Regions from separate parts of the Homo sapiens genome. Here region 1 is linked to region 2. A link is a contact called in ENCODE Hi-C or POLR2A ChIA-PET data. All regions are on one chromosome and are shown on one strand. The core of a region is the stretch at or near the end of the contact, and the rest is flanking DNA. Distances in the headings are between cores, read along the strand shown.

Region 1 (4,173 bases), core at 1,011-3,510, 340 kb before region 2:
AGCTACTTGGGAAGCTGAAGCAGGAGAATGGCGTGAACCCGGGAGGCGGAGCTTGCAGTGAGCAGAGATCGTGCCACTGCACTCCAGCCTGGGTGGCAGAGCCAGACTCCGTCTCAAAAAAAACAAAAACAAAAACAAAAATTAGACTCTCATTAAAGCAGAAAAAATATTTTGGTAATCTTACCATCCAGAGATAATCACTATTCTTGTTTTTACGTACATAGTTGAGACCTTTATGTATGTTAAATTTTGTATCTTTCTCACACATCCATATCACGAACATTTCCTCTAAATTATATAAAACATAAGCAAGAAATAAATTGATAAAGAGGAGCTTATGGTACATATCTTTTATAGGTCCTTTCCTTCTATAAGGTAAAATAATTTAATGAATTGGACTAGATACAATATTCTGAAATTGGGTGGAGGGTAGTGCCAATTTTAAATTATCCTGTCTACCTATCAAGTCATGTTTGCTTTTATTGGGTGGGTGCTCAGAATATGTGATCCTTGAAGAAATAAGCATCCATGTCTATGGAGACATGACATCACCTTTGGGAAAATGACTTTGTGACAATTTATCTTACTGTATTTGACAATAACAGTGACATGTTATATATGCAGAGTGCTGCTTATGAACTTTTAAGAGCTTTCTCTTGCTGTATCTCACTCAATTCTGACAATAACTCCATGAAGTAGGTAAATAGACAATTTTTTGTATCCCCAAAACATTAATATTTAATATAATGTAAATGTTACTAACAGTGTCTATCTTAAATAACACCTTGCATTTCTTCAGGATAGTGCTTTCTCAGGTAATATTGCATGAGATTCTTTGTTTAGGAGAATTGGGCTATAGGAAATTCATAGAAATGCTGGAATGCTAATGGAAATTTCATGCCTTGCCTATTTCTCTCCATCCACCCATCCATCCATCCATCCATCCATCCATCCTCCATCCATTGACTTGTAGTCTGACGGCTATAAAAGAGGTCACATGGATTATCAGATAATTCTTCTTTTTGGCCAATTGTGGAATCATGTCTTAGTGATAACACAGGTTTCTCTTCTCTTGCTCTGATGGTAGTTCCCTCAACATTTTCCCTTGGAATAAAATAAGGTCTGGATAGTAGTATTTGCAGGACCCCAGCAAGGGTAGAGGTGGGAAGTGGGAAAGGATGCTCCATTAAAACAGTGAGGAGGAAGAGCCATCCGATTTTATGCAGCTGCAAACTGAATGATGAACTGGACTGGGATCTGCAGGACTTGATGGGCCAGTCAGAATAAAATGTCCTAGTCTTTTTAAACAACAGTTTCTTTGCCTAAAACACAGAAATAGAATTCACACCTATTTCAAAGGCATGTTGTGAAGATCAAAATAAGTTTTTGCATCATTTTAAGATGTTTTGGAACCCTTGTGTTAAAGGAATTGGAAGCTTTCTACCTCTGGTGCATGAAAAATAACCAAAGTTCAGCCCATGCAGCCATGAAGAAGCTTGAGAAAGACCACCGCTAAGAATGGAAAGGGGGCCTATAACTCTGGTACACTATACTCCTGCAGCCCAAGAGCCAGCTTCTCCAAAAACTACAGGACGGAAGTGCAAAATCCCTCTCTATGCTCTTCTCAAAGCTCTTAGAGAAGTCCTTTTGGCTCTGTTATCCGCATGGGTTCTCTGTGTGTGTGTGTGTGTGTAGGAATAACAGCATGTTTGGCTGGTGGAACACCTCTGTCTTCTGAACCCTGGTTCTTCTTGATTTTCCTTTAATTAGAGTTGATTTAATTATTAAAGTTTCCTATTTTTTTTTAAGAAGGCAAGGAGTTCTATTGATTTATAATTTCCCTAGAGCTTATTGTTGTCTTGCTATGACCCAAAGAAAAGCGTGTGTGGAAAGAGAGGTCCTATCAGAGAGTTCTGAGGCCACTGATTGACCCTCCTCTTTCTACCCTAACTAAATATGAAAATAAAAGCAGGCAGCAAACATCTGTTATCTTTATCAGAAACCTGGACTTTCAGTTTCATACCACACACGTGAAATGGAGAAAACAAATTAACTGAAGGCACTGTAGACTCTGAGTCACATAGATGTATTTTTAATTTTAAACAATTGCTTGTCACAAAACTCAAAGTATTTTTTTTTCTTTTCAGTGTAGGAACGTGGGAAATGAGTGCGTAGTGTGCCTGCAGGGCTTGGACCTCGTGCCCTTGGAGCTAGGAACACGGTGCTTTTGGGATTCTCTTTCTATCCCCTAGATGGCAGCAACATTCTTTAGAGCCTAACTGGTAAAAACAAACAAACAAACAAAAAAAACACCTATGGAAAAGCTGCAAGTCCTGCCTGTTTAGTCTTGGCTTTCAAATTTACATAGTACCTTTACTGTGCTATTTATGTGACTGCTTGGCTTAGTGAGTCTACTATTTATTAATGAGAATACATGACTTTCTCTGTTGTATGGAAAAATAATGGTTTTGTATATCTAGGTCTGTTGGTATCTCTAGACCAGGGTTTCTCGCATTGACATGATTGACGTTTTGGGCTGCATAATTCTTTGTGGTAGGGAGCTGTGCATTGAAAGATGTTTAGCAGCATCCTTGGCTTTTACCCACCCACTAGATTCCAGTGGTACTTCTTCCCTCCCCACCTCAGTCATGACAACCAAAAATGTCTCCAGATATTGCCAAATATTTCCCGGGGGGCAAAATCAGCCCTGGCTGAGAACCACTGAATTAGGTTGTTTTACTTATCTCCAAAGATTAGCTCCTGTATTACTATCATTTAATTTTGTAGGGATGGTTAAATTAAAGCATATCTACTTACACTTTTTCTTTTCTTTTTCTTTTTTTTTGAGATGGAGTCCTGCTCTGTCACTCAGGCTGGAGTGTAGTGGTGCGAACTTGGCTCACTACAACCTCTGCCTCCTGGGTTTAAGCAATTTTCCTGCCTCAGCCTCCCAAGCAGCTGGGATTACAGGTGCCTGCCACCATGCCCAGCTAATTTTTGTATTTTTAGTAGAGACAGGGTTTCACCATGTTCACCAGGCTGATCTCGAACTCCTGACCTCAAGTGATCTGCTCACCTCGGCCTCTCTACTTATAATTTAAATATATTCTATTTTTTTATTTGTTTGCTTGGGGGATACTTTTTCTGGAGGAGAAAGAAATGAGGCTGAAAAGACAAAGATACATGTAAAGACGTTGCACATCTTACCTCCAAATGAGAAGATTGAGGTTTTCAAATTATAGCTTCCTATTAATAATAGCCACACATATATACTTTTGTTACTTTTTATTCCTTTTGATTTTAACTAGCCTGGCTGAATATGAATGATGGGAAGGAGAAAAGCAAAAGGGGGTTATACTTGAAAATTGTTTTAGTCTATGAAAAAGGCTCAAAGAATTATAGAAGGATTGTGGAGATCACTCGGTCCAACTTGTGAGCCTTAAATCTGGGGTGCAGTAGTTATGGTGTAAGCTGAGGAGGAGCCAGGGCAGTATCATCACAGGTGCTCAGCCCAATGGCCTCTCCTTGGTGAGGAAGGTGAAGCCAATTTGAAAGCAAAGAGAGAGATTCGGTTCTCTGCAAAAAACAAACAAAACCAAAGCCAGTCCCTCCTCCACCCAATCTTCCATTGTAAATTCTGAGAAGGGAGCACCAGGCCTGGAGGATGCTGTCAGAACAGGACTCCTGAGGAATTAGATGCACCCGAGATGGCGATGGGACCCAGGTGTAATAACCAACACTCCACCTTCTATTAAATAGGAACTTTCTTCTGATTTGTTCCAAACACTCCCCACACTCGGAGAGCATTCCAGTGAAGTGGGTGGAGAAGGAAACAGATGTGAGACCAGATGCAGATCTGAACAAATTTGTTAGGTGAGTTCACGGATCCTTCCTTCTTTGGGAAGTGTTAGAGAAAGGAGGGAATTTCTGGAAACCAACCAAGTCAGTCTTGGAGATATATCCAGAGAACTCCATCAGCTATGAAGGGACCATGTTCCCACCTTTAGAACAGATATGATCTACAAAATAGAGCAAATGCTTTTTCTGGCGAGGAAGGACAGAGGGCAGAAAATGAGGTCCAAATAGAGTGGTTTGAGTTGTCCTCATCTGAGCCTAAACAGTTATGATGGAATCTCAGGAGGAGCCACATGGTATGAAAGGGTTTAATATTGA
Region 2 (4,170 bases), core at 1,086-3,585:
ATACATGTATATCAAAGTCAAATCTTCTTCAAGGCTTATAATATAAAACACCAAATTCTGTCTTCCACAGCCCTTCTCACCTCTCATCACCTAGAGGAAGCCACTTTTAATCCTTTTAGCTGTTTCTTCTGGTATTTGCCTTTAGGGTTACATAACATGCTATTCTGCTATTTATTCATTTGTTGATTTTAAATATCGCCTATAAACATCCTACAATGGAAGGCATTTGTTTAGCTTCCTTAAATACCTGCCCTCACCCTAACACACACTTCCACTTCTGTTTCCTAAGATCATGAACATTATAATTTTTATCAGATCACTGTTCAGCCTATACATTGCTATGTTTATATAAATATTATGCACAGTTAAGCCATGTAGACATTCTGTTGTGCAGGAAGGGAAGAGATCCAAGGTTTTCACTGCTCCTTACAAAGATTTTCAGTTGGCCCTCATCTTTTTATCACCATCAACACCCTACTTTCAAGGCACCTCCTGCCTGAACTCCTGAGCCCTCTGAGATTCTGAAGTGCAAATAAGCCTTCTTCATGATTTCATTCACTGCAGAGACTCCATGTTTGCCAAATTGGTTACTTCAAGTCAGTCCATTGCTTTCCATATATGTATATATAATCTTGTTTTCTCTTTTATCTTTTCCTTTGCTTTCTTTGCCCTAGGGTTTAAAAAGTTTTAATTTATTTACTGAAATTTTAATGTGTTACTGGAGTAAAGCACATATGTTTCAATCTTCCACATTTAATCCAAGTCCCAAATACTCTTTTGAAATTCTAGCTAATAATACTATATACCGTTATGAATCTTTTTTTTATAGAGGAATAAATCAAGACTAGGAGAAGTTAACTTGCCCAAGGTTGTGCAAATAGTAAGTGATGATTCCACTTGCTAATAAAAGTCTTGTTAGTTTCTTTCCAGCACACTGCCTTTTACTGTAAGGCACAGTTCCCGTTTTAAAGAGTTTATAGTTTTTGTGGGGAGGTAAAACTTGTGCACAGATGTAAGAATACAATACATTAAATGTCAAGAAAAAGAAAAATGGCCCAATGTGCAATGGGAATTCAGAGAAAAGAGAAATGTTTTCCTACCCATTTCTTTGTGTCTGAAATGCCACTTGGCATGAACTACACGTCTTTCAGTTCTGTAGGAACATTTCTTCATACCGAAATCTTATTTTAAGGGATAAAACCTCTATTCTTCAGCCAGTTGGAATTTGACAGTATTCCATGAAGTAACTGGAGAGGAGTGGGCAATAATATGAATTCTCAAATGACAACAACCCTTAAGGTGATATTTTAGAAAAAAAGAGTAAGATTTTTCAATACATGTCTATGAGTATATTTGACTTTAAAGACATTCAAGAGAGAATTTTTGCCTGTATTTTTTTTCCACTGATAATACATAGTCCTTGATCTTGTTACATATGAAGTGTATGTCTGTATCTCTCTGTCAAATATTCAAATATGGTTTATGATCATATCTACATCTGTCCAGACTTGAGGTTTTTTTTTTTTTCATGGCTAGCTAGGACTACTATCACTCATGCCACTTACACTCTGTGAATCCAAAGCACTATCTCCATTTGCATCCCAGAAGGCAGAATCACATCGTGGATTGGGGAACAGTCTCTATAGCCAATTGGACCGTGCTCCACTCCAGGGTCTCCCTTTACCTTCTTGCCATGTGATGTTGAGCTATTTCACTAAACCTCTCCCTTCATGTCTTATATTTCTTATCTGTAAAATGGGGATAATGGTGGAATCTAGGTCATAGTGTTTTATGAAGGTTAATAGATAAAATCAATGTGATGCACTTAGAATAGTGTCTGGTACACAGAAAATACTATATGATCATCATTTCTTCTTCTAGGAACGTCAGGCAGAAGCAATCTCTAAGGGTCACTTATGCATCAGGTTCTATTTTGTTTGCTGTAGGAGAAGTTTTTTCAATCATATGTTCGTTATTTTATCTTGAAACCATTTATTGAGTGCCTGCAGATACAATGGATTGCAAAATTAGACATGTCACTGCCTTCCTAGAATCCTGAGCATAGTGAAGAGACAGTCATGGCTCAACTAATTATACAAATAAATGTAAGATTACAACCATGGTAAGTGCTAGGAAAGACAGGCTTCATGACTCCTTATTACATTTGAATACACAGAGTTTAGTGCCTAACAGAGCAAAATTGTGTGTTTCTTGAAGAATCCAAGTGCTTTAATGCCAAAGAAGGGAAGGGCTGCTCAGTGCAGAAACTGAGAACATCCTGAGAAACTAATTAAAACCTTCCTATTTGATGACACCCATAGGATGGGAATCGCTTCCTCTCTCGACTTTCCTTGACACAACTTGCTCAGGAGGAATGCAAAGGATGGGTGGGATCTTCCCCAGCATGAGAGTGAAAGGAAGCCACATACCAAAGAGATGACGGTGGCACAAGAAATGCTGCAGCTGCTAATTCCACCTCCACCCTGTGGGACAACTGCTTAGCAATATTTCAAAGGCAAAAACAAAGTACAGGAAAAAAGAAAAAAAATGGATTTAACAACTTCCTTGACTGGAGGTCTGGATAAGAGTGGAGCACATTTTAAAGTGGACTTTATGGCAGAAATACATGTGGCTTTACAGACATCTGTGCCTGGGATTCACAGAGCCCAAGTGTACATTTGTACATGAAGCACAATCAGCTATTCAAGGCATTTGGCAAGAAACTGGAATATTGATGCCATTTCAATATAATACGTGTTCATCTCCTGTGCATCACTAATGCCAGTTTTACCAGAAAGCTGTAGCTGAGAATTCCATCCAGAATTCTTTCTGCCATTCTTCATTACCAGTGCTTGAAAGGGCAGTGTCCTCCTGCTGAACTTTTAAATTGTTAATTTCAGAAAAATACATTCCCTTTCAGTTTTATGTAACACACGAAGAGAAAATGAGTTTAAGAGTGGAGACAGAGTGTCATATATCAATGGCTGGGAAACAAAATTTAAAGAGAATGAACTCAAGAGATCTACAGCATAAAGACTATAGTTAATAACAATGTTTTACATACTTAAAAATTAATAAGAGAATCAATTTGAAGTGTGTTCACCACAAAAAAATGATAGGTATGTGAGGTAATGCATATGTTGATTAGCTTGATATAGCCATTCCACAATATATACGTATTTCAAAACATCATGTTGTACATATAAATATAGTTTTTATTTTGCAATTTAAAAAATTGTTCTCATTTGACCTTTGTACTTCCCTGACTATATTTCTGTGTCTCTATATCCCATTTATCTGCTTGTCTGTCTATCTTCACCTCATTCACTTTCTCTTCCTTCAAGCTTTCACATTGCATGTCATTGTTTGATGGCTCTGCAGTCAGGATGGACAATTAAGAGACTGTTTCCCGAACATCCACTATGAGTTGGGTAGGAATGTCTTTGAACTCATGAAAATTGCCATCTGGAAGTGAAGACAAATATGAGACATACTTAAAAGTGTGATGAGTGTCAAGAAAAGAAATACATAGGATACTCTGGAATCAAATAGCGATAGTAACAGTAATAACAACTAAGGTTAATTCCATGCTCACTATGTACCCAGGCACTCTTCTCAGTGATTTATATGTATTATTAATTTTAATGTACATATCACATCCATGAGGTAATGTACTATCACTTTCCATTTTATAGATGTGAAAATTAAAGCCCAGAGGGATTAAATACTTAAGTATTTTTCCAAGGCTGCCCAGATAGAAAGCGGTGCACTGTGATTTGAACCATGTGGTTTGGCTACTGCGCCTCTGTGCACTCTAAGTACACTCTTATACACAAGAGAATTTAGCTTGATCTGCCTGGAGAAAGTGTACTACAGTTTAAAATAATATTAATACATTTTGGGGATTTATTTGAGTACTCCTTTAATAAATGTGAGCAAATATTTTTCTCTTTAAAAATTAAGGTAGATTGAAAATAAACATAAAATGCCTCTAAATGTAAAGTAGTGGGATCCTGGGAAAAAATGGCTATGAAGGAAACGCTAGTGCAATTCACATAAAGTGAGGCATAATGCATCAATATCGGTTTCTCAGTTGTGACAAATATACAATTGTAAGATGTTAACAACAGGGGAAAATGGGTAAGGAATACACAGGGGTTCTCTGTATTA

The links. A loop is a pair of places that touch in the nucleus more often than their neighbours do. ChIA-PET counts read pairs that join two places held with the same protein, here RNA polymerase II (POLR2A). Pooled maps may share reads with other maps.
Region 1: a map of PC-9 shows a loop between it and region 2 (7-fold over the local background). The contact joins two enhancer-like sites. A Hi-C loop is called at or near these places in 2 of 168 maps with a recorded cell type or tissue (PC-9 and endothelial cell of umbilical vein) and 3 of 50 pooled maps. POLR2A ChIA-PET finds 5 or more read pairs at or near these places in 2 of 52 experiments (MCF 10A and PC-9).

The regions. Positions count from the first base shown.
Region 1 is chr5:57,497,342-57,501,514 of GRCh38, forward strand. All of the region lies in intron 3 of RMEL3 (enriched in melanoma 3), which reads left to right. Among named protein-coding and RNA genes, the nearest start is that of ACTBL2, 17 kb to the left of the region's middle. Within about 2 kb of position 2,261, at least 3 of the 41 ENCODE cell types and tissues checked have a DNase peak (open chromatin) inside an H3K27ac peak, as active enhancers do; they include PC-9, where a contact is called at or near this core.
Region 2 is chr5:57,839,421-57,843,590 of GRCh38, forward strand. No RefSeq gene overlaps it. Among named protein-coding and RNA genes, the nearest start is that of LINC02225, 58 kb to the right of the region's middle. Within about 2 kb of position 2,336, at least 7 of the 41 ENCODE cell types and tissues checked have a DNase peak (open chromatin) inside an H3K27ac peak, as active enhancers do; they include PC-9, where a contact is called at or near this core.